4 separate regions of the Homo sapiens genome follow, and all the other regions are linked to region 3. Evidence: chromatin contacts called from ENCODE Hi-C or POLR2A ChIA-PET data. All regions are on one chromosome and are shown on one strand. Each heading gives the region's core, a stretch centred on a gene start or an enhancer-like site at or near the end of the contact. The rest is flanking DNA. Distances are from core to core; before and after follow the strand shown.

What was found. Hi-C counts contacts between places; a loop is a spot of excess contacts on that map. ChIA-PET counts read pairs that join two places held with the same protein, here RNA polymerase II (POLR2A). Pooled maps may share reads with other maps.
Region 1: a loop to region 3 is called in a map with no recorded cell type, with 7 times the contacts of the local background. The contact joins two enhancer-like sites. A Hi-C loop is called at or near these places in 1 of 168 maps with a recorded cell type or tissue (naive thymus-derived CD4-positive, alpha-beta T cell), 3 of 37 single-sample maps with no recorded cell type and 9 of 50 pooled maps. POLR2A ChIA-PET finds 5 or more read pairs at or near these places in 1 of 52 experiments (OCI-LY7).
Region 2: a pooled map shows a loop between it and region 3 (4-fold over the local background). The contact joins two enhancer-like sites. A Hi-C loop is called at or near these places in 5 of 50 pooled maps. POLR2A ChIA-PET finds 5 or more read pairs at or near these places in 2 of 52 experiments (CD4-positive, alpha-beta T cell and activated CD8-positive, alpha-beta memory T cell).
Region 4: a loop to region 3 is called in a pooled map, with 5 times the contacts of the local background. The contact joins two enhancer-like sites. A Hi-C loop is called at or near these places in 1 of 168 maps with a recorded cell type or tissue (Caco-2) and 8 of 50 pooled maps. POLR2A ChIA-PET finds 5 or more read pairs at or near these places in 4 of 52 experiments (CD4-positive, alpha-beta T cell, MCF 10A, activated CD4-positive, alpha-beta T cell and 1 more).

Annotation. Positions count from the first base shown.
Region 1 is chr3:187,917,382-187,923,697 of GRCh38, forward strand. No RefSeq gene overlaps it. Among named protein-coding and RNA genes, the nearest start is that of LINC01991, 56 kb to the right of the region's middle. RefSeq lists an enhancer at 1,877-2,056. Within about 2 kb of position 2,135, at least 7 of the 41 ENCODE cell types and tissues checked have a DNase peak (open chromatin) inside an H3K27ac peak, as active enhancers do; they include OCI-LY7, where a contact is called at or near this core.
Region 2 is chr3:188,698,443-188,704,713 of GRCh38, forward strand. All of the region lies in intron 7 of LPP (LIM domain containing preferred translocation partner in lipoma), which reads left to right. Among named protein-coding and RNA genes, the nearest start is that of MIR28, 13 kb to the left of the region's middle. Within about 2 kb of position 3,374, at least 4 of the 41 ENCODE cell types and tissues checked have a DNase peak (open chromatin) inside an H3K27ac peak, as active enhancers do.
Region 3 is chr3:188,388,344-188,394,852 of GRCh38, forward strand. The region is part of intron 3 of LPP (LIM domain containing preferred translocation partner in lipoma); the gene reads left to right. Among named protein-coding and RNA genes, the nearest start is that of LPP-AS1, 180 kb to the right of the region's middle. Within about 2 kb of position 2,653, at least 18 of the 41 ENCODE cell types and tissues checked have a DNase peak (open chromatin) inside an H3K27ac peak, as active enhancers do; they include OCI-LY7, where a contact is called at or near this core.
Region 4 is chr3:188,680,434-188,687,493 of GRCh38, forward strand. The region is part of intron 7 of LPP (LIM domain containing preferred translocation partner in lipoma); the gene reads left to right. Among named protein-coding and RNA genes, the nearest start is that of MIR28, 4.8 kb to the right of the region's middle. Within about 2 kb of position 2,783, at least 9 of the 41 ENCODE cell types and tissues checked have a DNase peak (open chromatin) inside an H3K27ac peak, as active enhancers do.

The DNA of each region.
Region 1 (6,316 bases), core at 885-3,384, 470 kb before region 3:
GCAAGGCACCTCACGTATTGCCTCGCCTTCTTGACACCCCCTAATGAATGGTGACAGCGACACGCCCCAGCCGGCTGGGGCAGGCATTCTGATTTTCACTGCTCTGTTTCTTTTTCTTTCTCTCTCTCTCTCTGTTTTTTTGTTTTCGTTTTTTTTTTTTTTTTTTTTTTTTTTTTTTTTTTTTTTTAAGGCAGCCTGCTCCTTATATTAATCATCTTGCTGTTTGTTTAGTTCTGGGAAGGCAAGCACTGATTCACAAAGGAAAATCTCGCCTAGTGGTCAGATTGAATAGTATCTTTGCTACATTTCGGTTTGAAGATACCACCCAATTTATTTTTGATATTTCTTATATAAGGTTGCACATGATACATTTCTTGTGGAGTTTAGGGCTAGAAAGGGCTGGGTCCCCCTTGATCCATAGCTATTCTTCCTTTACTAGAGGAAGAGGGCTGTGAAATGCAATGCATGTTCCTTTCTTGTCTAAGCTGCTGGGAAGCTCAAAATCACATCATATGCTTGATTAAAATTATTCTTATTCTGTGTTTTTTTCTTCGAGCTGTCCTTTCATGACAAGGTCTTAATCTTTCATCTGTGTTTTAATGATCCTGTAATTTCTGTGACTAACAGTATATGTTACTTCAAATCCTTTTTTAAAGTAAGTGGCATGCAAATAAATCAATAATGCGGACAACTATGTTTTATAAAAACTTTGCAGATAAGAAAATCGGAAAGATTAAACCTTATTCTATGATGAAGTCTGAAATTTCATTTCTAACACAAATTAATCATTAATATTTAAAAGCTTATACATAGTAATAGCTATGAACCTTTGCATATCCCTTACCATTTATAAGGCAAACGCTTTCACATATGTGATCTCATTTTGTAATTAGCATTCACACTTTACAGATGAGGAAAGTGAGGCTTAGTGAGATTAAGTTAGTAAACTCAGATCTTCTGACCCTAGGCCAAGTCTCGAGTTGTTCTCCCCACCCCGCCCCCAACATCACTTTGCCTCTCATTGTCTTCTCATTTAAATCAGCATTCTTCTCACTACCTCTAGACAAACGCTTTGTTTTTTTAATGTGTCCATCAGAATTAAGCAAAAAAGCCATTTCAAGTGTTTATTTCTCTTACTGGGAGGGTATGCAAAAAGTTTGGAAACCACTGATTTAAGGTCTAAAGGGTCAAGCTTGAAGCTTGGAGTGGTCACTTCTAGAAGATCTGAACTCCCTGTCATCCTGGGGTTCCCTGTGTCAGTTTAATGGGGCAGGGGGAGACATCCAGTCTCTAACATACTTTTCTTTTCTAAATAAATGTAATGCCTAAGTGACACACAGATACCTGTAATACCTGTTGACACCAAATCAACAGATTGCTGGGAGAGTCAAGGAGAAGAAAGTTTCGTTACTCCCTAGGGCTTGTTGGTGAGAAAACACATGTGAGTCTTTAAATTGAAAGTGTCAGAGACGTGTTGTTCCACCAAGGGAGGAGTGGGGGGCAGTTGGCCAGCTTACTTTAACACGACTCTGAAGATAAGTGCTTGGTAAGCACTGTATTTGTATTTTTGCTTTTTGCCACTTCAGGCAACCTACCTACTGCCAATTACAAGTTGAAAAGCTTTGGAGATAGTTTGTATAGAAGGTCCTCTGCCTACAGAAACTTCTGGGAGGCTGAGTACCCTAAAAGAGATGTGCATCCGATGAGGTTGTGTCTGATTCTCCTCCAGGTTTGGACAGACCCAATTCTAGTTTCCCATTAGGGCCCAGATCCTGCCCACAGTCTGGGGGCTAGAGAGGCTAATCTCAAAGGGCTAGAAATGAGTCAGTTTCCACGCTCAACATCAGGCGTGTGGCTTCCTGAAGCACAGACGAGGAAGCGTTGAATTTCAAAGAGCAAATTTTTTTTTTCTTTGCATACCATATCCGGAACTGAAACCACCAATTCATTTCACTTAAGATTTTGCACTATACTCAGATCATCAATAACATCCCAGAGATAAGATACCAAGATTTTCTCAATGCAGACATTCTGTCTTCCTCTCTTTCTGTCTTTTGGTGATGACTGTTATTGAATTCTTCTTCTTTTTCTTCTTCTTTTTGAGTCCTAACAACACAAAATTCGGAAGCCTTTGTTTTTTTCATAGGTGTCTGTGAGTACTAGAAGTCAAATGTCCAAAAATCTGCTGAGACTTTCACCTTGCTCATAACTTTCTGCTTTCCCTTGCTAGTCAGGTGTGTGTAAGATCACAGATCCAGCATTCCACTCAAGGGGGTAACTAGATTTGCTGAGGGCTCGCTGAGGTAACCAGTCACCTCACTAAACAGTGAAAGTGGTTGAAAGATGGAGTCTGTGGCAGATTCATGCAAACTACCCTCACAATGAGAAAAGCAATGGAAAATACTCACATCCTCCTGATGCTGCTGTAACATCAATATGTTAGGAGGAAGGAAGATTCCTACATATCACAGTGCAATTTATAAACCACTTTCACATTCGTTCTGTCTTGATTCTTACCGGAACTTTTGAGATCAGCCACACAAGCATTATTCTTCCCATTTTAGAGATGGGGGCACACAACACTAACAAAAGTAGAAAGATGGACCTAAGCAGTGACAGTGACAGAGCCAGAGGCCTCCGATTAGACCCCAGCTTTATTGATTCTAAGTCCAGTATTCTTGTAACTGCTGTCTAACCTTATGTATAATATAATATTACATCATAATCCATGACCTAATGTTACACAGTCATTTGTTGACATTTTAAAATTTCAAGTTCTTGCAGGTCAGAGTTAATGGTTGTTGGTCATTACTTTGGTATAACCCTTGCAGGCCTCTGCTTAGTTTATTCAAAAAGTGGGGGAATGGCATTAAATTCTGTGTTGCTTTCAGTTCTAACATTTTGTGAGTCTATGTGTCATCCTTGGAATTGCCCAAAAGTGTTACCACAGTGTTCACCACGGAGCATCAGTTCCCAGGATGACAGTAGTTTTAGGTAAAAATTGACACCACCATCAAATAAGTTTTTAAAAAGAAGGATTGGCCAGGTGCGGTGGGTCATGCCTGTAATCCCAGCACTTTGGGAGGCAGAGGCAGGTGGATCACGAGGTCAAGAAATCGAGAGCATCCTGGCCAACATGGTGAAACCCCCGTCTCTACTAAAAATACAAAAAAATTAGCTGGGTGTGGTGGGGCACACCTATAGTCCCAGCTACTCGGGAGGCTGAGGCATGAGAATTGCTTGAACCTGGGAAGCGGAGGTTGCAGTTAGCCAAGATCATGCCACTGCACTCCAGCCTGGTGACAGAGCGAGACTCCGTCTCAAAAAAAAAAAAAAAAAAAAAAGCAGGATTATTCCAAATGAAACAGGTTGCTTTGCTACAGCCCTTCTCAGAGCCTTTGAATGTAAATCTACAGGGAGGAAATATGGATACACAACATTCCTCTTTACTTGGCCCTAGAACACGGATCTTATGAGATTAGTACTCCATGGAGTTCATTTTAATAAACAGTGGACATTCTCTAATGATCCCATTGGTCTCTCAAAGCAGCAGCACACATTTCAAGAGAAATTTTGCACCATTCCAGCACCACAAACCCCACGCCACACCGTGCCAATGCCGCACACACCAAGTCATGCGGTGTAGTCCTCCAACCCAGGGCCACCTGAAGTTGAGCAATTCCAGCTGCACAATCTGGATCACATCACTTCAGCCACAGAAGCTTTTGTGTTTAAAAAAAATCCCCACAATCTGTCTGAAAGCAAGGACTTCCACATGTTGCCTGAATACAGGACTAGAGACAGCGCCTTTCATTGCCTTGGAAGTTTATTGCCCTTTCATTTCCCTGAGTGCAGAATCCCATCATTCTCCCGATTATGAGAGGAGAGAAGAGAGGCTGCCCAAGGTTTTTGCATCCTGCCTCTTGTCATTCTGTCTCCCCTGGCTTTTCTAGTATCTTTCCTCTTTAGAGAAAGGAATTCTAGACTCTCAGACTCTTAGGAGTGTGGAAAACCAAAGGGGAGATTTCTCCAATCTGCAGCCACTCTTAACTTGACTCTTCCCCTTTGGCCTCCCTTCCAGAGCCTCTGTTGAACAGCTTCTGTGGGGCGGTGCTCACTCCATCCAGAGGCAGCCTGGCTCCATGTTTTCACACTTCAGATTATTCAAAAGTTCTGAACCACACTCTGTCTTGTGGGAACTTCCTACTATGGGCTCCAAACAAGTTTGATCCTGCTGATCCTGCTTCCACACGTGTAAAATGTGTCTTCCCCAATCTCACAGGCGACTCTACTTGTCTCAAATTCATATCTTAAAGGTCCCATAAGCAGTATGTACTTCCATTTTTGAGCCCAAAATATCTTCTGGCTGAATTAACTTTCAGTCATCTCTTCCAATCTCCATGGTTCTAGGGGGCAAGTCTTTGTGGTGACAAAGATATTATTAACCTCTTTAACTGGGAACCCTCTCCTCAGAGTTTAGACTTCCTACCCTGGGGTTAGATCAACAAATGCCGTAGAGAAAGTTAGTGTTTCTACTTTTGACCTCAGCTACAACTTGTGCTTAGCTGAAGATTGCTAACTATTTAATAGACTAAGACAAATTATCTTTAGTTCTAGAATGATATGAAACTTCCTAGGACTAAATTATGCAAAGGAAATTTCAGCTAAAATAAGGCATATAGGCAAACAGACATTTTAAATGGCCTTGGGAATTCTGTTTTATTTGCAAGAAGAAAATAATTCTTATTTTCCCCTTGACTTGAGTAGATGTTCTGCAGTCTTTGTCAGCCATCTAGTTGGTGCTTTAAAGTATTTTTCTTTGTCTGTTTGGGTTTTTTGAGTTTTAGAGACATAGTCTTACTCTGTCACCCAGGCTGGAGTGCACTGGCACAATCAGAGCTCACTGCAGCTTCGAACTCCTGAGCTCAAGCCATCCTTCCACCTCAGCCTCCCAAATAGTAGCTGCTGGAACTACAGCTATGTGCCACAATGCCTGGCTTTTTTTTTTTTTTTTTTTTTTTTTGGTAGAGATGGAGTCTCACTTTGTTGCCCAGGCTGGTCTCAACCTCTTCATGGCTTCGAGTGGTGCTCCTGCCTCAGCCTTTCAAAGTTCAGGGACTACAGGCATAAGCCACTGTGCCTGGCCAGTGATTTAAGATTTTACATGAATATTTTACTTTCCTTATTATTTATTCCCATAATAATCCTTTCAGATCATATATTATTGTATCATGTCATTACGCTTTGATTATTTTATGAACACATTGGTGCTTCTGAAGAAGTTCTTATAGGTTCAAGTCTTTTTTCCTACTGTTGGAATCCTGAACTGTGATGCAGGAGTTCTGGGTTCTAACACCTGTGTGACCGTAAGCAAGTCCCTTTCTCTTTTGGCCTTCAGTTTCTACATCTATAAAATGAAAGAGTTATGTGGTGAACTAGATGATCTCTGAGAAACCTAATTCTGGCCAGCCTCTAGCAATTGCTTGTCCTTATTCACAAAATAAACAGAAAGATGGAAAACAGGGCTGGATTCAGGAGGGCAAACTTTTCCCTACTAATTGCCATACTCATTGTGTGTGGGAAATAAGATCTCATTATCTTTACATCTAAAAAGACAACATGCCCACAGCCATTAACTACACTCGACACAGTGACAATTATTTTTTACTGTAGCAACTCTGCTTGGTTCAAGTAAAGAAAAATTTGAGAGAAAGTTCAAGTCCTGAAACTGCTAATGCCTTCCTGTGATGGTATGTGGGATGCTGTGGGGGTAGGGAACAATAAGCCAGACAGTTCATCTTAGGGGTAACCTCTTTGGTTTATGTAAAATGTATGACTCAAAGCAAATTCATTCTTGTAGGCTGCCATGCCTGAAAGAGGATGAAGCCTCTCTGAAAAGCTATTGGCCCCTTCATACACTTAATCAGCTACATCTCTATGTTCTATGTTGCGATGTCTAATTTCCAGAGGAAAGATCATTTTCAAACCACATAAATGATGATGCTTTTGGAAAAAAAGAAACCAACAGAAAGGAAAACCCACCTCTCCTAAATGTAAAGATTTCGATATGAACTTGCTTATTGTTTGTATTATACACCCACATTCTTGATGCCTGGTATCTCTGAAATCATTTCAGTTTCCAGAAATCATTTGAGACACTCCTACACCCAGGGTTTTGATAAACAGTCCAGTTTCTACAGAGAGTAATTACTGTGTGTGTGTGTGTGTGTGTGTGTGTGTGTGTGTGTGCGCGCGCTTGAGAGACAGAGAAAGACAAGTTTTGGGGTAGAGAGAGAGAAAACCAGAGCACACTTGT
Region 2 (6,271 bases), core at 2,124-4,623, 310 kb after region 3:
ATAGGTTCTTTTAGTTTCACACAAATAGAGATCTTCTCACCCCACCGAGAAAACTCGCTTTCTCCTTTACGGAGGGCCCGCATGGAGGTTTAGAGGGAAGGAACCCTGAAATGAGAACTGTGAATAAGGTTGGCAGGAGATCTTTGACCTAGATTCTCCTCGACTCTGAGGATTTGGCGCTTCTGCTCTGCGACTCGCTTTTCTTACTTCTTGCCTACCCGGCAGGATAACATCAGTGGTTGTACCTTGTCTGCCGAAGCCTAAGGGAGGCTGCTCTGCTCTAAATAGCCAAGCATGAGCTTTACTTTACTATTTGTCTTTTGGTCCTAAAGGCGAGACTGTACAAGAATTAATAGTTGGAGAGGCAGCAAGGCATACGTTCACCAAATGGCATGAATTTCAAGATTTGTAGCTAAAAAGTACTCAGAGTAATTACATCCCTTGCTAAAGCAACAATTAATGTGAAATTCGGGTACACTACACTGAAGTCCTTTATCAGCAGATGGAAAAGTGGAGAGTTACTGGAGAGATCTCATTCTGCAAACATTCTGCTTCCAAGAAGAAAATCATCTTTGTTAGTGGTTTCTAAGTTGTCCCTCTTGATAATTATAACTGACATCTATTTGATATTTAATATGTTACAAAGCTTCTTCATATGAATCAGATATTATTATTCTCCAGTTTATATATGAGAAAATCAACAATAGAAAAAGAAATCACTGGAGAACTTAAGTAGTATCTTAGACATCAGGCCTAAGAGCCAGATGCTCCAAGCCCAGGCACTATTATAGCTGCCTTGACACGTGGAGACGGAGAGAGGTGGGTGTGGAGAGACCTCACTTTCCCCCAGCTCAGCCTAGATAAAACCCTTGTGTGCAGAGACCAGGGCCCCCTGACTGGATGCCCAGGCCTTTTCCCAGCTGCAGTAACTCTTCCAACAACTCCTCCTGTCTGTAATTCAGAATCATCCATCCTTGGCTATGACTCCAAATTTGGTTTAAGAAAAGGCATTTTATGGGCATCGATGCATGGCATGAGAAAGGGAATATGAGGAAGTAGAGATTTTAAGAAAATCAAGATTTCGAAAGTTGAAGATCAACTGGGATGAGTTTCAAAGCAAGAATCAAACTTTTAAAGTCAAAATTTCTGGGTCTTCCTCTTTGTGTCCTTAAAATTCATTCTTCAATAAAATGGAACATAAGAATAGAAGAACCAAGAGCATGCTTTTCTAATCCCAAGGAGCTGTGAGGAGTGTTCATTTAGAAGATTTCAATTCAGATAGTCAGGTATCCACCTTCCACTTCTTTCCTTCTCTGTGGCCATCGCTTTTAACCTGAAACAGAAGAGGTATCCAGCAAATCATCTGCCCCTGGCCAGAAGGGGTTCTCCTTCCATTTAAGCAGTGAGATGTTGAGAGTAGAGTATAATTCAGTGAGAGTCAAAAAGTAGAAGCAGCCACAGGAAATTGCAAACTGCAGACTTGACACAGCTAAATAGAAGGGGGGAAAAGAACGAAAATATCAGAAATATATTTTTTCTGGCAGGCTTTCAGCTCTAAAACGGGGCTAATTCTACCTTTTGAAAAGAAGATAATTTCAATGTTTCTTTTTTTTCAAGAACACATAATTGAAGTTATTTTCCCTCTGAGGGAAGGAACCTCTTGTACATCACTACAAATGGACAAGAAAAATGAGCAGCTCTGGTACCCAGAGTGATAGAGTATTCATTATCATGTAATCTTTTTGAATATCTTGGCTGCCTTTTCCCGGTGTTTTATCCGCCTGAGCGGTGCTTTTCTGGTAAGGTTCAGATTTGCAGTAAATTTGAGTTATCTAACACCATGTAACAAAGAAATCAACAGCAGGTAAGCACTCAAGAAAGAAAAATGATCACGCCAAGGTCAGCCCCAGAGGAACTCAGGGGGCTGACATTGCGACAGATAGTGGGTATCCATTTTGTAAATTGGATCCTTAGCACACAGGTTAAAGTAGGTAAATTGTAGTAACAAAGATGCAAGATGGTGTGGTGTTTTCCTGGGAGCCATTTGCACCTTAGTGCGGGCTGTTTCCCATGCTTCCTTTTTCCTTTAGAAAGGATGATGGATATTTTTCTTCTCCACTCAGAAAAGGGGCAGTGGGATGATAAGGTGATTAACCTTTGTGTGTTCTTGATTTCATGCCCCAAGTGTAGTGAAAGTTCAGTAGGCTGCAGAAACCCTGTGACCTGCCCATTGCTTACTCAGATTCAGAATGCTGAATGAAGTTCTGGATGTTTCAGGGGATGCTGACAACTGGCTTAAGTCCTCTCATAAATGGAAATCTCTGTCATAATGAGGTTTCCACTTACTCAGTGTGTCTATTTTTATAGACTACAAAGGATCTGTAAATATGAATATCTGTGATTTCACTCTAAAGATTGGTAATGATATGTGTCTTGCATACTATGGGCACAAATGGGCACAAAAAAATGATAGAGTAGAACCAAAGGAAGCTTTGAAAATAACATGTTACACATAAAGAAACTGAGGCTCAGAAAATGGAAATGATTTGAGCAAAATCACTGGACAACTTAAAGGCAGAACTAAGATTAAAGATATTCTGAATAGTCAGGTCTTCTGTATTTATGGGTTTCTATGTAAATGTATAATCAAATACCATGAAGTGTTATATGAATATGACAGATACTGTTATGTATGTTATTCTTAATCTAGTGGAGTTTCCTTCTTCATCAAGGGTCCTATTCATGTGTACATTTTGTTTCAGAAGCAAGTCTTCATTACTGCATAGTCCCACCCATAATGTTTACCAGGGATTTAGACCCAGATTTGGCTGTAAATTTGGCTTCATATTAAGTATTTTCTTGAATGACAATCACCTGGGCCCCTAGCAAGAAAAGAGGAATGGCAAAGAAGAACCAGTTTTAGATAATTTTCAGCTGAAAAAAAAAAAATCTTTATTTTAAGAAGGGAAAATACAGAAACATAGAAAGAATATAAAGCATTCAATTTCCCATGACTTTCAACGATTAACCTTTGAGCATATTGTATTGCCGTAAGGCAGGTCAGCCTGGCCAGCGAGTGACTTATCTCCATGTGGTAGTTCAGGGCCCAGTCTCCATCCTTCCTGTGCCTCACAAGGCCACATCTAACTGCAAGGAGCATGGGAAATGTAGTCTAGCAGTGTGCCCAGCAAGAGGAGGAAATGGATTTTGGTGAGCAGTTAGCAGGCTCTGCCATGCTTAGTAAACATCAGTCCTTTTTAAAGCATATTAGCCACTAAATTGCTCAGAATGCCACGATATCTGGCTGCGTTTTTTTTTTTTGAAAGTGTCAGTGGTCTTGGTGTTAGAAGATGTTTGCCAATACACTTACTTCAGAAGCATGACTTTCATAAAAACTCAGCTCCCATTTTTAAATCTCATAATGACTTCCCATTACTTAAAACAGGCTTGGCATTGACCATATCTTACTTCTCTTTTCTCATCCTAGTTCTGTTTTTTTCCCTTTTTTTTTTTTTTTTTTTTTTTGAGACAGAGTCTCGCTCTGTCGCCCAGGCTGGAATGCAATGATGTGATCTGGGCTCACTGCAACCTCTGCCTCCTGGGTTCAAGCAATTCTTCTGCCTCAGCCTCCAGAGTAGCTGGGACTACAGACACCAGGCACCCGCCACCATGCCCGGCTAATTTTTTGTATTTTTAGTAGAGGTGGGATTTCACCATGTTAGCTAGGATGGTCTCGATTTCCTGACCTCGTGATCCGCCTCCCTCAGCCTCCCAAAGTGCTGGGATTATAGGCGTAAGCCACCACGCCCAGCCTTTCCTCTTAACAGTTTTTTAGATATACATGTTCCTCCTGAAATGCCTTTAACTTTCTTCCTTCTTTCTTTTCTTCTTCTTCTTCTTTTTTTTTTTTTTCCGGCTGTTGTACGCAATTTATTCTTCAAGATCAAACTACAGGTCATCTTTTTTTGGCAGCCTTCTTCCGTCTCAGAACACTGAATTCATACCTGTGTTTTAGAGCTTAGACTTTATTGTAATTGCCTATTTTCATGTCTCTTTCTTCCCAAACTGTGAGTTGTTAGAGACAGGATCTCTGAATAATTTGTCTTTATACTTAAAGTTCTTGGCACTTGGTAATCCCGTAGGAGATTTATGTTAAGACAATTTTGACGGAGTCCTCTAAAATCTGTCGCTCAGTAACTCACCTGTGGATCATATAACGTTAACTTGCCTTTAGTAAGAGATTCGGGTATTTCAGAAACAAACATATTAGTGATTAAGATTGATACTTACAAGAATGTCTTTTTTTAAGAGAAAGGTTTGCTTCACAATGTCTTTGTTTTGCTATTTGGCAGCAAACCTCCACTCTGATAAAAGAAATCTTTGCTTAGATAATAGACTCAGACTAAAATCCAAACAGCCGCACAGTAAGAGAACTAGAAAGTCTTGGAGACAATGATATCAAAACCCCGAGAGGCATTGCAGTGAAGAAGTATGCCCAACTCAGCACACCCCAGTTTCAACGTTCTGCTGTTTTTAAGCAGCGGTACCTCTACAAGGTTGCTCACTTATCTTCTTAAGTCTCTATTTTCTCATCCAGAAATAGGATTACATGTCATACAGGGCTGTTGTGTAGGCATTTGAGATTTCACATCTGTGAAAGTAGGCATCTTGAAAAGGGTCTTGCAAACATGAGGAATTAATATGCTACAGTGAATATGTTGCTGATACAACTCACACTTCTACTTCTGAAGAAACGAGAAACAAAAATAACACAAACTATTCCCTTTCAGCACCTCCCACCACAAATATTCAATCGTGTTTTATTACCCATACAATATGCTAGAAGTTGCTTATTAACAAATAAGTTGGACACAGTTGTTCATTTTTCTTAGGAGGTATTGAGCCCTAAACACTATCGAGAGAGAGGTATTAGAGTAGGTCTCTGATTATGACAGTAAGAATAGTACTGGATTACTGCTTCTAGGCTCGAACACTGAAAGTTTTAAGCTGTCTTCTTTGGTGTAAGAGACAACTCTTAACGGAGGAACCCTGTGTTTCTCCATGGTGTATTCCACAGGTGTTAAGTATTCTGCACTGGGTTAGTGACAGCCGTGGAGTGGAGGTGGAGGCTGTTCTCTAGCCAAATAAACTTCAGAAATACTGAAAGAAATGGTCTCTCAGAATCTTTCATCATAAGAAAAAAACAGGAATCCATAATTAGCATTAGATAAAAGAGTAGAATCTAACAGAAAATAGCCTTTCCAAGTGTTATTTCAGAAACAGCATAGCAAGCAAATAGAGTATTCAGAGAACAAAAAGAATGATAACGTTTTTCTCAAAATCTGTGAAATATTGACAAGGTAAGTACTTTGAAATTAGATTTATACTTGAAATGTAAGTGCTAGGGGTAGAATCTAAATTTCTGGCTTAGATTTATAAAGGACAGGATCGGCCTTCTTGCTGCCTTGTCTATATTGAAAGGGAAACTGATATTAGGTTGAGACAATGATAAATTGTGTCTGTTCTCTGAGGGTCCATCCTAAGACTGAAGACAGGAATTATCAAGTTTTCTCTAACAGTCGTTTGGCTTAATTAAAACAACTTGCACCATTATTATTAGAGGTAATATTTTATACTTTTCTAGCACTCTCTGTGGGAAGCATCGTTTGCTTGGGGAAAAAATGCATGGCACTTGGAGACAGGTGACACCATATTTTGGGCTCAAGGTCTCCCTGTATTGCAAGCCTGGAGAAAAGGTGTAGGTCACTTCCCAACCTCATTTTCAATTCCACTACCTGAACTGTAATAATCCACTCCCTCAGAGGCAGTTTGAGAGATTCAAAGAGATCCTCTTTGTTACAATTGTCTGAAAGTAGTTAAACTCTATTTATCATGAAATGTGGGTTATCTCACTTTAATTCTTACAGAGACTGTGAGGTACCACTGGCAAGTCCATTGATAGAAGAGAACCTGAAGTTATGAAAGGTTGACAAGCTCACCTAAGGATGCCAAGTGAAGGTCATAGTCAAATCTCTGTCTCTAACCTTAATGATACTGCCGTATAATGTATTCCTTTATCTCTGGCCACCAGTATATTAGATAAACTCACCATCTCATTTCAGTCTTGCTGCTCTCCCATTCACCCTCTACTTCAGCGGGAACTTTCTAAATATGATTAGAACACTCTTCTAAAAACACTTACCGTGGTTTCTAATGCCTGGATGTTCCTAATTGAGAACATGCAAATATATTCCCCGTGGTCTGTGAACTT
Region 3 (6,509 bases), core at 1,403-3,902:
TTTTAACCAAAAAATTCTAAATTGTCTTGACAATAAACAGGCAAAATAGGTAAAAGAAATCTGCAAAATAAGTGTAATGAGCAACTGGGACCATCCTAGCCAGATGCTGAGGTGCATTTATAAGGCAACTCTGATTGAAGGAGGAGGTGGTGCTGGAATAGATGGGAGGTCAAAGCAGTAACAGAACCCACCCAGACATAAGGCAACTGCACGTGGAATTAATTGGCAATAAAAGAACCACCTTGCTACATTCCGAAAAGGAAGGATTATTCTCATGGCATTGGGATAATTGGTCAGCGTTAATGAAAAACTTACATCATGAGTATGTTTCACAATAAACCCTGATATAAATTAGTGGTCATGTTAAAAAATAAAACTTGCAAAAGTCTTCAGGCAAAGAAGAAATTTGTTATATCTGTAGTAACTGAAAGCAGTAACTTTTAAGTTTACACCTGAGGTCCTCAAACTTTTTCTGTAAAGGGCCAAGTAGTAAATATTTTAGGCTTTGTAGGCCAGATGGTCTCTGTCACAGGTCCTCAACTCTTTGTGCTGCAAAAGCATCAATAGACAATATGTAATATGTCTCATATATAAACAAATAGAGAATATGTAGGTTTATAGGAAGAGTCATAATATTGTGAATGTTAATTTCCTGACAAATCGTGTCCCATGGTGAATTTTATGAATCTTTCATTTTTTTGGCAAACTGTTTGAAAAAGCATTTCATGGCTATTTTAATTTATATTTCCCTGATTATTATTTAAGTTGTGTGTGTGTATGTATGTGTGTGCGTATGTGTGTGTGTGTGTTTGGTATATTTGTGTGCCACTGATGTCTCTTTTTATGTGAATTATAGGTAGAGTTAATTTATCTCACTTATTTCACCTCTCTGTCACCTGATGTCCCAATACCCTGGAGAGCTTTGTGATATCTACACCCCAGTACAGACTAATAGGTCACTGGTTTGCTTCAGAACTAGAACTTCTCCTGTGCCTTTGTGCCCAAGGGCCTGGGACTTGACTTTTGGCTCAGTTCTACTTGTCTGCTAACCTGACCGCTTGACAGTGGATTGAGGATGGAGGGCACTGAGCAGTTTTGGCTGTGCTTGACCTCCTGCTTAGTTTCCCTCCATGGTCTCTTAGAAATCTGAGACTGGGCGTGGTGGCTCACGTCTGTAATCCCAGCACTTTGGGAGGCCAAGGTGGGTGGATCACCTGAGGTCAGGAGTTCGAGACCAGCCTGGCCAATGTGGCGAAACGCCATCTGTACTAAAAATACTAAAGTTAGCCAGGTGTGGTGGCAGGAGCCTATAATCCTGGCTACTCAGGAGGCTGAGGCAGGAGAATCACTTGAACCCGGGAGGCAGAGGTTGCAGTGAGCCAAGATTGTGCCACTGTACTCTAGTCTGGGCAACAGAGTGGGACTCCGTCTCAAAAAAAAAAAAAAAAAAATGGGACTCCGTCTCAAAAAAAAAAAGAAAAGAAAAAAAGAAAGAAATCTGGGTGAGTTGTTGCCTGAATCTTGTCTGAACCTGCCTATCCCCTCTGGGTCCTGAAATCTAACTGTGGGTGAGATCTGCCTTTGCATTTCTGTTCATCCAGGTGAGCAAACCTGGAGTTTGGCCTCACTCTGTCCAATTGTGTTCCTTCCAAGAGATAAAACTGAGAAAGTGGTAAAGTCACTTGCATAAGCCACTTTCAGATCCATAGAGGACCCACAGCATGAGATTCTGACTGTTATTATTACAGAGGTAGAAGCGTCATTTTCTTGGAGCTGTGTCTCCGTGTCTTTGGTGTGCCACAGTCACAGGCCTGCTCCTGCCCCTCCCTGCAATCTTTCCATTGTTGTGTGTGGTACAGGAACTGAGACAATTATGACAGAGCCGAGCTGGTTTCTCTTCTCTTTTGGACATCATTGTTTGTCACAATTCTGATCACCATTTCTTCCTCTAGATCACAAAATTGTAAAATCACTGCTATATTTACATTTTCTTTTGCTGCCTGGGCTTTAAAAAGTACTATTTATAGCTTTCCTTTGAAATTCCTTTATTAATAGTCTTCCTTCACATGTATATCACTCTGCTATTTACAAAATGCTCTTACGTTTAGTATTTCACTTGATCAGCATAAACACCCATGGGATAAGCTAGGCAGGATTGTTGTCTCCATTTTACAGGTGAGGAAATTAAGGCTCAGTGAGGCCTGGAAGGCCCTGGCCTGCAGCCACTGCTGGACCGGGTGCCAGAACTGGGTTTAGACGTCTTACTAGATCTCTCTTGCTGTTTTTCTTTCCGTCTACAAAAACTCCTTCTCATTTATGAGTTTCAAAGATTTTCTTGTCTGACACATAAGGAAATTAGTGGCTTTTCTTGAGAGATCTAAGCATTACTGCATTTGCCTAATATTTCTTTTACTATACCTATTGGTCTGAGTACTTTAAGAGAAACCAGTGTCTGTAAATAATCTTCCTTCTTGTCAGACATGGAGGCAGAAATTTTCCAAGAAGAGAGAGACCCTGAAGACACTGTTTGTTCTCTGCTGTTCTTAACAAGTACTGCAACCACAATTTTGGATTTTTCTCCTCGAGGCTTTCTAGTTGTAGGCTGCCACAGAATACTTCGGGGTCACAGATTCCTATTCCCTTTTAAACTGTATCGGGCATGTGTGTTATGTGACCTTTGTGTTCTGACCTTCAGATTTAGGGAACTGAAGATTTAGGAAGTCTTGTTAGGACTTAAATCCAAGTAAATTCCCTCATGAGTACAAAGACTCATCTGTGGAGGTGTGGAATGTTGGAGAGAAAGGGACTTTCATTCATCTAGCCCCCTGGGTTAGAAAACAGGGCTGGTGAGTGATAGAGCTGAGGCTAGCGTGCGGAGATCAGACTAGATTCGGCTTTCTGCTGGCTTCCTCCATATCACTCAGTACTTCTGGAGTTGTAGCATGCCTCTTCCCCCTGGACTGGGAGCTTTGAGAGGGACGGCACTGGGTGTGCTCTGTGCACGGCTCTTCTAGAGGTGATCCAAGTGCTTTGCATAGGCACTCAGGATTTATTTGCTTGATGAATTTGAACCTGTCTGTTGTTGATAAAATATCATTATTGCCCATAAGGATCTTGAGGGAGTTTGTAAGGATCTTGAGGGAGTTTCAGTCAGGATTCACTATAGGAAACAAACCACTTTAGATATTTTAAGTGGAAGGTACTTAATACAGGGTGTTTCACAGAAGTAATTAGATGGACTGCATGGAGCAGAATCGAGGCTGTCTCCAGAAATGAATCACAAAACTGCACAAAATTATTCCATTTTCTACAATCAAGCAAGACAAAAATGGTGAAGCCACCATGGGAATTACTGAGTTCAGTGATACATCACAAAACTTGTGAAACAGAGATCAAAAGCCATAGTCAGAATGATGGTAGCTGGACACTGAGACATGAGTCCAGCTACTTACTCTTTTTGTCACGGCTGCTTTTTGACAGCCACCAAGCTGAAGACTCAATATGAGAACACAGATGCTGAAAAACCCCATGTCTGTGTCACCATTCTTCTAACAGAAAACAGGGCAAACAGCAGAAACATGTCTTCCATCTTACTTTTGCCTTTCAAATATCAAGCCAATTACATATATTTTGGCAGAATTTCTTTTGCAATCAAACCTTACCTGCAAGACAGCCTGTGCAATATGGGAAGTTTGAGTGTCGATCTACCATATCCACCACATTAAGGGTGATGGTTTTCATATTTCGGGCATGTCTTCCATAAGGCTTTGTGTGTAGTAGATATTAAGTTGGAACCAGAGTAACAATTACGTTCTATTACATCTCTACTTGTCAGTGTAGTTAATTATATAACAGAATGGACTGCAACAGTTTTACTTTAGGGAATCCCTAAGGGGGAATTCCTATTTATCAGAAAAATGCTGTAAGGAGGGAAGACCCTGAGGTGGGAGAGTATTCTAAACTGTTTTGGTTTCAAACATCTTGGAAAGTACTACATGGAGACATGCGATATTATAACATATCAGTGCTTACCATGTCTGGGGGGAGTTCTGTCTTAAAAAAGCTTGCCTACCTTCTATGCTGTTGCTCCCTCGCTGCACTGTTTTGACCCCACTTTCCTCCTCACCAGCCAAATACAAGTTTTGCAATGAGAATTAATGTAAAATGGTTTCTTTATAACAAACTAAATAGGCTTATTCTTAAAAGGAAACATAGAGGTTGTTAAACCGTTGTTTTCCCTACATTTCATGCAATCACAGTACAACTCACAGGTCAGTTATTCTTGAATTTTAACCAAAAATTTCTAAATTGTCTTGACAATAAACAGGCAAAATAGGTAAAAGAAATTTCCAAAACAAGCAGAATGAGCAACTGGGACCATCCTGGCCAGATACTGAGGTGCATTTATAAGGCAACCTTGATTGAAAAAGGAGGTGGTCCTGGAATAGATGGGAGGCCACTGCAGTAACAAAACCCACCCAGACACAAGGCAACTGCACGTGGAATTAATAGGCCATAAAAGAACCACCTTGAAACATTCCGAAATGTTGAGCCTTCACTGAATTCTTCTGACTTTTCCCTCAACTCTGTGTAACCCCAATTTAGAAATGTGAAATAGTTGTTAGTAATCCCTTCCACCTTTACATTGTACCCTAGTGAGTGCATTTGGATGTATTTTAGACACATTTTTTTTTTTCCTGCTCCAAATTAAGAATCAGGCAACATATTGTCCTTCTAGTACTTGTAACCAAGTATATATTATAAAATCACTGATAATCTCGTATGTGTGGGGTCAGGTGTTAAAGATATAATTGAAGTAAACACTCTTGATTTATTTTTATTTTTATTTTAAGAAAAAGTGACATTTTTGCTTCAGGAGAAAGAGGCTGAGTGAATAGGTTAGTTGATAATAGTTTCTGCTAGGTTTCTGCTATATCTTGCTTTTCTCCCGAAGATTCATTTTAGTACCTTCTTTCCTTCTTAAGAGCACATGCTCCTAAAGCAGGGAAGCCCCCAAAGCCTCCTCTACTTCCCGTTGCTAATTGCTGTGGCCTCTTATCCACGCCAGTAATGAACCAAAAGTATGGGAGGGCTTTAGCCATATGGAACTTCTGGGAGAGGACTTGACTGTATTCAGGATTCACTTGGACTAAACGACCAAAACCTCATTAACACAGTGTTTTCAGTAGGTGATTATATGAGTTATCGTCAAAACTGGGACACTTTTGCAAAGGGGCACTGTTAATAATTACACCAGAACAGCAGGTATAAATTGGAGATGTATGGTCATCCTAATTATACAGAGCCTTCAAGAACAGTGTTTGAAATGTGAATTAAAACGATTCGAAACCAGAGCTTAAGTCTTAGTATTTTCATGGGTTTAAGTTTACCTTCTCTTTTATATAACAATCACTTGCTGAGATCTGATGATGGGATATACTGTGTATTAGGTCCTAGGAATATATAGATAAAGTAGATACCAATTTTGTTTTTTTCTTCACTCACAGTATTGTAATATTTTAGACCAGTGGGTTTCCAGTCTGGCTTATAGCATACTGGAGATACTAGGGCAATAATGCATTTTATGCTTCCCCCAAATTAAAGTATGTTTTGCCAAAGTGTGATGATTTAAATGCCCCTGTAATGGTTTTATTAATTTTTCTATTTATACTTGGGGTTTTGTTTATGATTTGGCATGAAGAAACCATTTATTTTGCTAAGGAAAAGTTTGAAAGCTACTGGTTTGAGACTTAAAAATTTATCTTTAATATTTGGTTATAAAGTCGTAAGGCTACTTTTTAAAGAGGGGAAGAACTAGACTGATTAAAGCTGAAACACATAAAGATGTAAACTGAGTGGGAAACAAATAAATTACCTGAAATATATAAAGGTCTGCTATGTATTAGAGGTTTTGTGATTCTAGAGGGCACAGGTAGGACCAATAGGTGGTACTTATGGGAATACAGGCTTCAGCTGCAGAAAACTTTCTAGCAGTCATAACTTTTCTGCCATGGAAGGGGCTGTCTTGTAAGGTAATGAGTTCCTTGTCATTGGACATGTACAAATGAACTCACAGATGGTGGGTAAGCTTCATCTTGAGCTCCACATTAGATAAAATGTCTTCATTAACAATTTCACACTTCAAGGATGTTAAACTTCTGTATTGGTGAATGTTGGGTCCTTTGCTACTTCTTTAAAAATATCTAAAGTGTGTGTGTGTGTGTGTGTGTGTGTGTGTGTATGTATTTGTGTTTTATTTCCCCAGAACATTAGCTGAGTATATTTTTCATGTATTTTATTTTATATTTTTACACAGTGGTCAATAATTGATAAAAATACAGAAGCTACTACAACAGTTCTCTCATCAAGGGAAACTTAAAAGGGATAATGTCCATAGATGTGATTCTGAAACTGATTTGAAACAGCCTGGTTCATTTTTACTGTGTTGCCATTGGTTAATGCTTAACCAGATTTTGTCTCTGTTTCAAAATCTTGAAATAAAAGTGGAA
Region 4 (7,060 bases), core at 1,533-4,032, 290 kb after region 3:
TATTTCCAGTTCACACTCTTCATAATAAGAAGGGTATTTGAAATAAAGCCAAAAAGCATAACTTACTTCTCTAACTTCATATTTCAGATGCCTGCAATAGTGGGAGAACATTTTTTTACTACCCCACCTTACCCTCAAATCAGTAGCAGAAAATAACAGTGATGCATTCAGACAGCAAAAAGAGAAAATAATAATTTTATTAAGTTTACAGGAAAGGTCTCAGCTTTCTTAAAAGCCTATCTTTAGGAAGTAAGTAACTGGAGCTGCACACCCAACAGAGGAAGATGACTTTACTTATCATTTACTTAGAAATTATCTTTGAAAGGATCATTGTGCTGTTGTTAGCAAAAAGGAGCTTCTGTAAATGTCACCTCAAACTTTGAAATCTGGGAAAGTCTCATTATGAAACGCAAGTTTTATCTTTCATACTCAGCGCTGGAGCACTGAGTATCCTTGCATTCATGAAGACTTTCTGGTACAGAGTAAACGGAGCTGGGAGCATAAGTGAGAATGCAGCTCCAGCTGACAGACCCCCAGCTCTATCTTCCCAGGTGCATTTCCTTTTTTTTTTTTTTTTTTTGTGAGACAGAGTCTCGCCCTGTCACCAGGCTGGAGTGCAGTGGCATGATCTCTGCTTACTGCAATCACCGCCTCCTGGGTTCAAGTGATTCTCCTGCCTCAGCCTCTCGAGTAGCTGGGACTACAGGTGCACACCACCATGCCCAGCTACTTTTGTATTTTTAGTAGGGATGGGGTTTCACCATGTTGGCCAGGATGGTCTCGATCTCTTGACCTCGTGATCCACCCACCTTGGCCTCCCAGAGTGTTGGGATTACAGGCGTGAGCCACCGCACCCGGCCGCATTTCCCTTTTGTACACTAGGAGCTACCGAGTACCAGAAGTCTTTGTTAGGATGCACAGTTCTTTGCTCACTCTGCCTGGGACAGTGGCTCAACATCTCCAGTCCCCTTTGAGTTACCTCCAGAAGGTTCAGGAAGAGCCTTTCCCTCCAAAATGTTCATAGCATTTGATCTACCTTCTCTAAGATAAGCAGCTTTTGTCACATTGTACCTAGGGTAAAGATTTGTAATGCCTTAACTCTATGCCATCTGTATGCTTCCTGCGGACAGGATATGCTTCTAATTTATCAGATTCCCTTAAGAAACTACACCATGATGCACTTCTCAAAGTATGCTCTTAACTAATACTTATGGGAGGAAAAAAGGAAGGAGAAGGAAAAGGAGGGAGGAAGGAAATCGTGTAATTGCAGAAAGTTTATGTCTGGGACCCTTGTGTAATAATGTTAAATAATACTTTGACTTTTACGCCATTTTTCTATATACAAAATTCTTTCACATCTATTTTCACCACTATCCTGATATTGTTTGCATGATGTGTAGTATGTATGTTTTTAATGTGTGTGCATATTGTTTGTCTCTCACACATACAGCAGCCCCAACACTGACAAATCCAAATTCTATGAGTACAGGGAGTTTGTTGTGTTCACTGCTGTATCCCCAGCACCTTGAACAGCACCTTTCAAGGAGGAAGAACCTAATTCATGTTTGTTAGAAGAATGAATGACAATATTGTCTTATTTGATCTTCACCATAATCCCGTGAAGTGAATACCGTATTCATACTGTATCCTCGTTTTTTTGCAGATGGCAAAACTGAGGCCTTGAGACCTGCTCAGGTTTGCATAGCTAGTTTTTGGCCATGGCAAGATTTGAATTCAGGTTTTTCTATTTCCTTATTCTCTCCTTTTTGTCTTCTGGGAATTTGCTATATTAATAGCAAAGCAAGAAATGTCACACAAAGAAAAATTGTTTCCAATTTTAAATTCATGATGCATATGCAAGAAATTACTGACTTTTCAATCCAATGGTAACACAGATTGTGTGATTTTTAGGAGGAAGAGCCTTTCTTTTCCATCTCTTGCGTTTATTAGCATATGTGTCAGTGCACACACATCTACACCGTGCAGCTCTCACCTTGTACTTTTCCAGTCTGAATTCGTTTTGTAGGCTGTCCCTGCCCTGACTATCCCAGGTGCCTATCAGGGCTGTGTCTTGGTCAGGCTAAGGCCAAGCAACAGGCACCAGCATTTGTTATGGTTACCTTGGCAAGTGAATGGGGTTTGAGGGAAGCTGGAGAGCAGGCATTTCAGGAGTAGAACTAGGCCAGTCTGTTTTTGTAAAAAGTTGATATTCACCCTAATTGTAGCTCATGTTGGCAAGCGGAGTAAACACCCATGCAAATTACTAAGTTGTACTGAATGTCCAAGGATGTCAATAATCATCTTGAAATCCAAATAAATATATTTTTTACTGAAACGGAAGCCAGGCACCACATGCAGTTTCTCTCTGTCACTGGAGACAGATTTGGCACATATGCATGAGACAGAGAAGGGCAACTCTTCAGGCCCTAATGCACACAGGAAACTAGGGATGTGTATATCATACTTGGCAGCAAAATAGAGGTGGGGCAGCCATCACTTTCTGTTCTCAAGCACCTCTCTTTTTTCCTATATTTTAAAACAGGATGACCACAAAGAAGAATAAGGTATACAGTAGCATAGGATCCTAAATTAAAGCATGAGGGAAAGCTAGCATTAGTTTTTCATCTAAAGTCCATTTGGGTAGGAATGAGTCAGTGCAAAACTGTACAAAGGTGATCTTAAGTCACATGTTATGTTACCGACTCTGTGGCAATGGCTGTGAGTAGTCCAGGAACTCTCCAAGGCCTATTTTTAAATTCACTTAGACCAAGCATAATGAGGTAAAGGGATGTCTATACACATTCTCAAGTTTAGTTCTCTGACCGTGAGTCAGACTGTGGGCCATGGACCTGGGCGTCTCAGTGGTAGCAGGACTCATTTTTTCCCCTTTTCTTTCTCATAAATGACTTAGGAGACACATTGGAGAACCCTATGTGCTCCTTTTACTGGAATTATCTTTTAAGGAAGTACTGATTTCACCTCCTGTACATGGTTTGCTGAGATGGCCTATTGGGGTTTCCCACCAGTCCACAACTGGAAGTTTCTATTTGCACATTTTGACTGCTAGTTCTATATTTAGTCAAAAGCCTGCCTTTTGCCTGGTTTCTTAGGGAAATAGTCTGTAGGAGTTGCTGTGTCCATTTGCCTTGTTCACTTGGGTATTTATTTGACTGTATACCCTGATTATTTCCTAAATTAACAAAAAGGCACAGGGCCCCAAATGAAGGAAGACCCCTTGTAATTTGTTAAAAAATAAGTTTATGAAAATGTGTCGTCAGGAAATCAGAGTTGTGTTGCGGGGTGGGGAGCATGATATACATTTGTGTTTGTATGTTTCTAATTGTCTACAGATTTATGGCCTACTGTAACAAAGCCATTGTAAGTGTACAGTGGGAGGGTCAAGAAACCTTATTCTATGGATTCAAACACATTATGCATACAATTTACACGTAGGCACAAAAATATCCCTTCAAAGACCCTCCAATAAGCTATGGTATAGTTGAGGAAACACTAGACTTGAAGTCGGGAAACCGGAGTGTTGTCATTTTAATCTCAGGCTATATCTTTACATGAACAAGAGAACTTTGTGTTATTTTTCATATTCGAACTCTTTGTGCTGAAGATTCTGCAGTCAAACTGCAAGACACATACGCATTGGCTGATCAGAAATGACATAACCATTCTTACTGCACTGAGTTGATATTCAGTCAATAAACAGTCTAATCTCGGTTAAATGTTTGCATATTTTTAGACTTTTAAAAATTTGAAATCAGCCTCTCAAGTTCCATTAGACAGTTTTATCACGGACACATCAAGTTCCATGTACAACAGGCTGAGAACCATTAAGCTACAAAATTTCTAAAATTTTCTCCAGGTTCTCAGTTGCTAAATTCTCTCTTGAACATTTTTGGGGATAAAAAACTGGCAGAGAAAAAGAAGAAAGTACACCTTTTTACATTATGAAACACCTATGTTCACCTTATCCATGGAGTTATGCCAGTGACCTAATGCCTATTAAGTTCTTCCATGTTCCAAAGGTCTTTCTGTACTTGAAAACTCATAGGTGAGTCAGGTCCTTCACTGATAGCTTATAGCTAAAAACCACTTGGGAGAGGGGCTGTCCAGGTCTTATGTCAAAACTTTGTCCCATACGCTGTTAGTGTTAGAAATGGAGCCGTCAGCAAATAGAATCTGTTGTTTCATTTAATTACTTTTCAATATGCCATTACCAGAAATTTTTATGTAAATACATATTTTATTCCCTGAGGCTTGTCAATCTGAGACCAAAATTATACAACACTGAAAAAAAAAAAAACAAAATTTTCTTTTTACTAGTTCTCTCCCTGTGTTACTGTGTCATCTCTCATGCATGGTATAGGATGATGATGGTGCTCAAACTTAGCCAAAGACTCTTTTGTTGGTATTCAATTGGCAGAATTAATGAAACAAATATTTTAAGATCCCTGAATATGTGCTAAAAGCATATAACTACACTACTGGCTAGTCAGTAATTGGTGCCTCAGAAGAGTTAGGTATTTATTCATTTACCAAATACTTATATGTCAAGCACTGTTCCATGTGTTTTCTTAACCCATGTCATTGTTAAAACAACCCTTTGAAATGTGGGTACTGTGATTATTTCCATTTTGCATTGAGGAAGCTGAGGCACAGAGAAAGTAAGGAACCTGCCCAAGGTCATACTATCAATTGTAGTGGTGCAAGACAGTGGGCTCTGAAGTATGTTCTCTCTATGACGACACTGTGCTCTGAGGGAGTGAGAGAAGGAGGACATTGTTTGGGGCCCAGTGAATTAATGAACAAGATATCTGACTAGGATCTGAAGACTAGCAGAATTGACCCTACAGAGAATGTTTGACCCTACAGAGAATGGCTGGCTGTTGGTGTTCACAGCCGTGAGCATAGTGTGGTCCACAGCCTCGGTGTGGAAAATGGTCTCTGTGGTTGAATTGAGAGAAGAGCAAATGAACTGGTCTGGAATAGGGTGTACACGTAAGTAGAAGATAAGATTGAAAACAAATTTAGTGCCAAAATCTGAGGGACCTTGAGCCCCATGCCAAAGAGTCTGTATACCTTATCTAATTTGTTTAATGGGGCCACTAGGCAATTACGGGTCCGGGACCCGCATGGCAAGAATGCCTTCCATCCACAGCAGCCCTTGATGTGAGGTCAGAAAGCTAACTGCTAAACTTGCAGTCCTGAGGGAACACCCTCAAATGGATAAACCCAGCTAAGCAAGCTGGACCATTTCCTTGGGAATTATTCACCTCTCAATCAAAGAAGGAAACTTCCCAAATTCAATCCATTTGCCTTAACGTGGTGTCCCATTACCACGAATACTGAGTTGTATACATTCTTCCCTAGCTCCCTTGAACAAGCTTCTCTACTACTTTTCTTAAAAAAAAAATTACCCATTTATGACTTATTTATTATTTATCCCCTTCCTATAAGGGAATGTCCACTCTTTGAGATCCTCATTCTTCCTCCATCATGATGATGTGATGATGTAATGATGTAGTCAAGGCGCTTCCCTGGCCTAATGTGTATGAGGGCAGGCTTTGAAGTTTGACAGTCTTAAAGCTAGAGTGGTGTCATGCATTGCTCACCTCTCTAATCCCAGATTTCCTCCTCTGTATAATGGGATAAATACCTTTCCTATGAACATTTTCAGATTTTTAAATATTAATAATTCATATGAAATACTCAGCCCAGAGCTCTGTACAAAATATATTACTCAATAAATGTAGCCATTGATATTATTAATAATATTATTAAATATTGAGAATGAATTCTACCAAAGTGCATGGCACTTCCAGTGGCTGATTCTGTTTTATGTAGCCACAGGCCTTTACCAAAGGCAATGGCAATAAAGAGAGGGCACAGCAAGATCTATACTCCTTTAAACTAAGGTAACCCACTTCAGTTAGTCCCCACAGCTTCTCTTGCAACTCTTACCCTATTAGCTGTTTCTGGGGAGAAATTTAATGGGCATAGATACTGGGTGGATAGACCATACCCCAGTGATACTCCAGAGAGTGAAAAAGAGAAGTTAACACAGGGCGTGACTTCCTATGTTTAACTTGCAGTTCTTATCTTACGTTGCCCATCAGAATTATCTGTGGCATATTCTAACCATATTCTTCCTAGGCCTCACCCCTAGAGATACTGAATTAATTGTTCTTGTGGGTAGAGTCACTGTTATGCTTTAAGCTTCCCAAGTGATTCTGATGGGCAGCCAAGACTAAGAATCTATGATTTAGATAGAAGATGGGAAGCCGAGGGAGGCCATGGGAAAGCTCTGATGGTGAGTATGGGAAGAATCAACATAAAACAAGCACTCAACAAGTGTGCATCTAGTTGAAGCCTTGCTTCTCCTGCATTTGTTATCTCAGTGTGCTATTTAAAAGCAGCACAAAAAACAAGGAGTGAAGACCTTGATATCAAGGATGTGAAAGCTACTTCTAATCTTCAAACAGATATTAGGCAGGGGCTTTAAGACTTCAACTTGAGAGAAAAGCTAAGGCACCTGGTATGTGTGTGCTCAAGTGAAATATTTGTGCTGACTGAGGGCTTCAATGTCAGGCTGTCTGAAAGGACACAATATCAACAGCTTTGCTGTGCTTGTGTATGAGTCTTTAAATGAATATATCTGGTTATAGCTTATCTCTTTTCTCCATGCTCCCTCATTTCCAATTTCCAGGTAATGGAGATCATCTAGTTCGGTTTCAGCTGCTTTATTTTGCAGATGAGCAAACCCAGTGATGCCTGTGATCTAGATGGAGGCAGATTTCCTCTCTCCCCCACCCTGGTATACCATAGTCTGTTCTAATGCTGGGATCAAGGATGAAAGTGCTAATTTGGGAGTGTCCCCCACTTTCTTACTAGCTGATATGGTTTGGCTTTGTCCCTACCCAAACCTCATCTTGAATTGTGATCCCCACATGTCAAGGGAGGGAGGTGATTGGATCGTGGGGGCCCTTCCCCCATGCTGTTCTCTTCATAGTGAGGGAGTTCTTATGAGATCTGAGATTTTTAAGGCAGT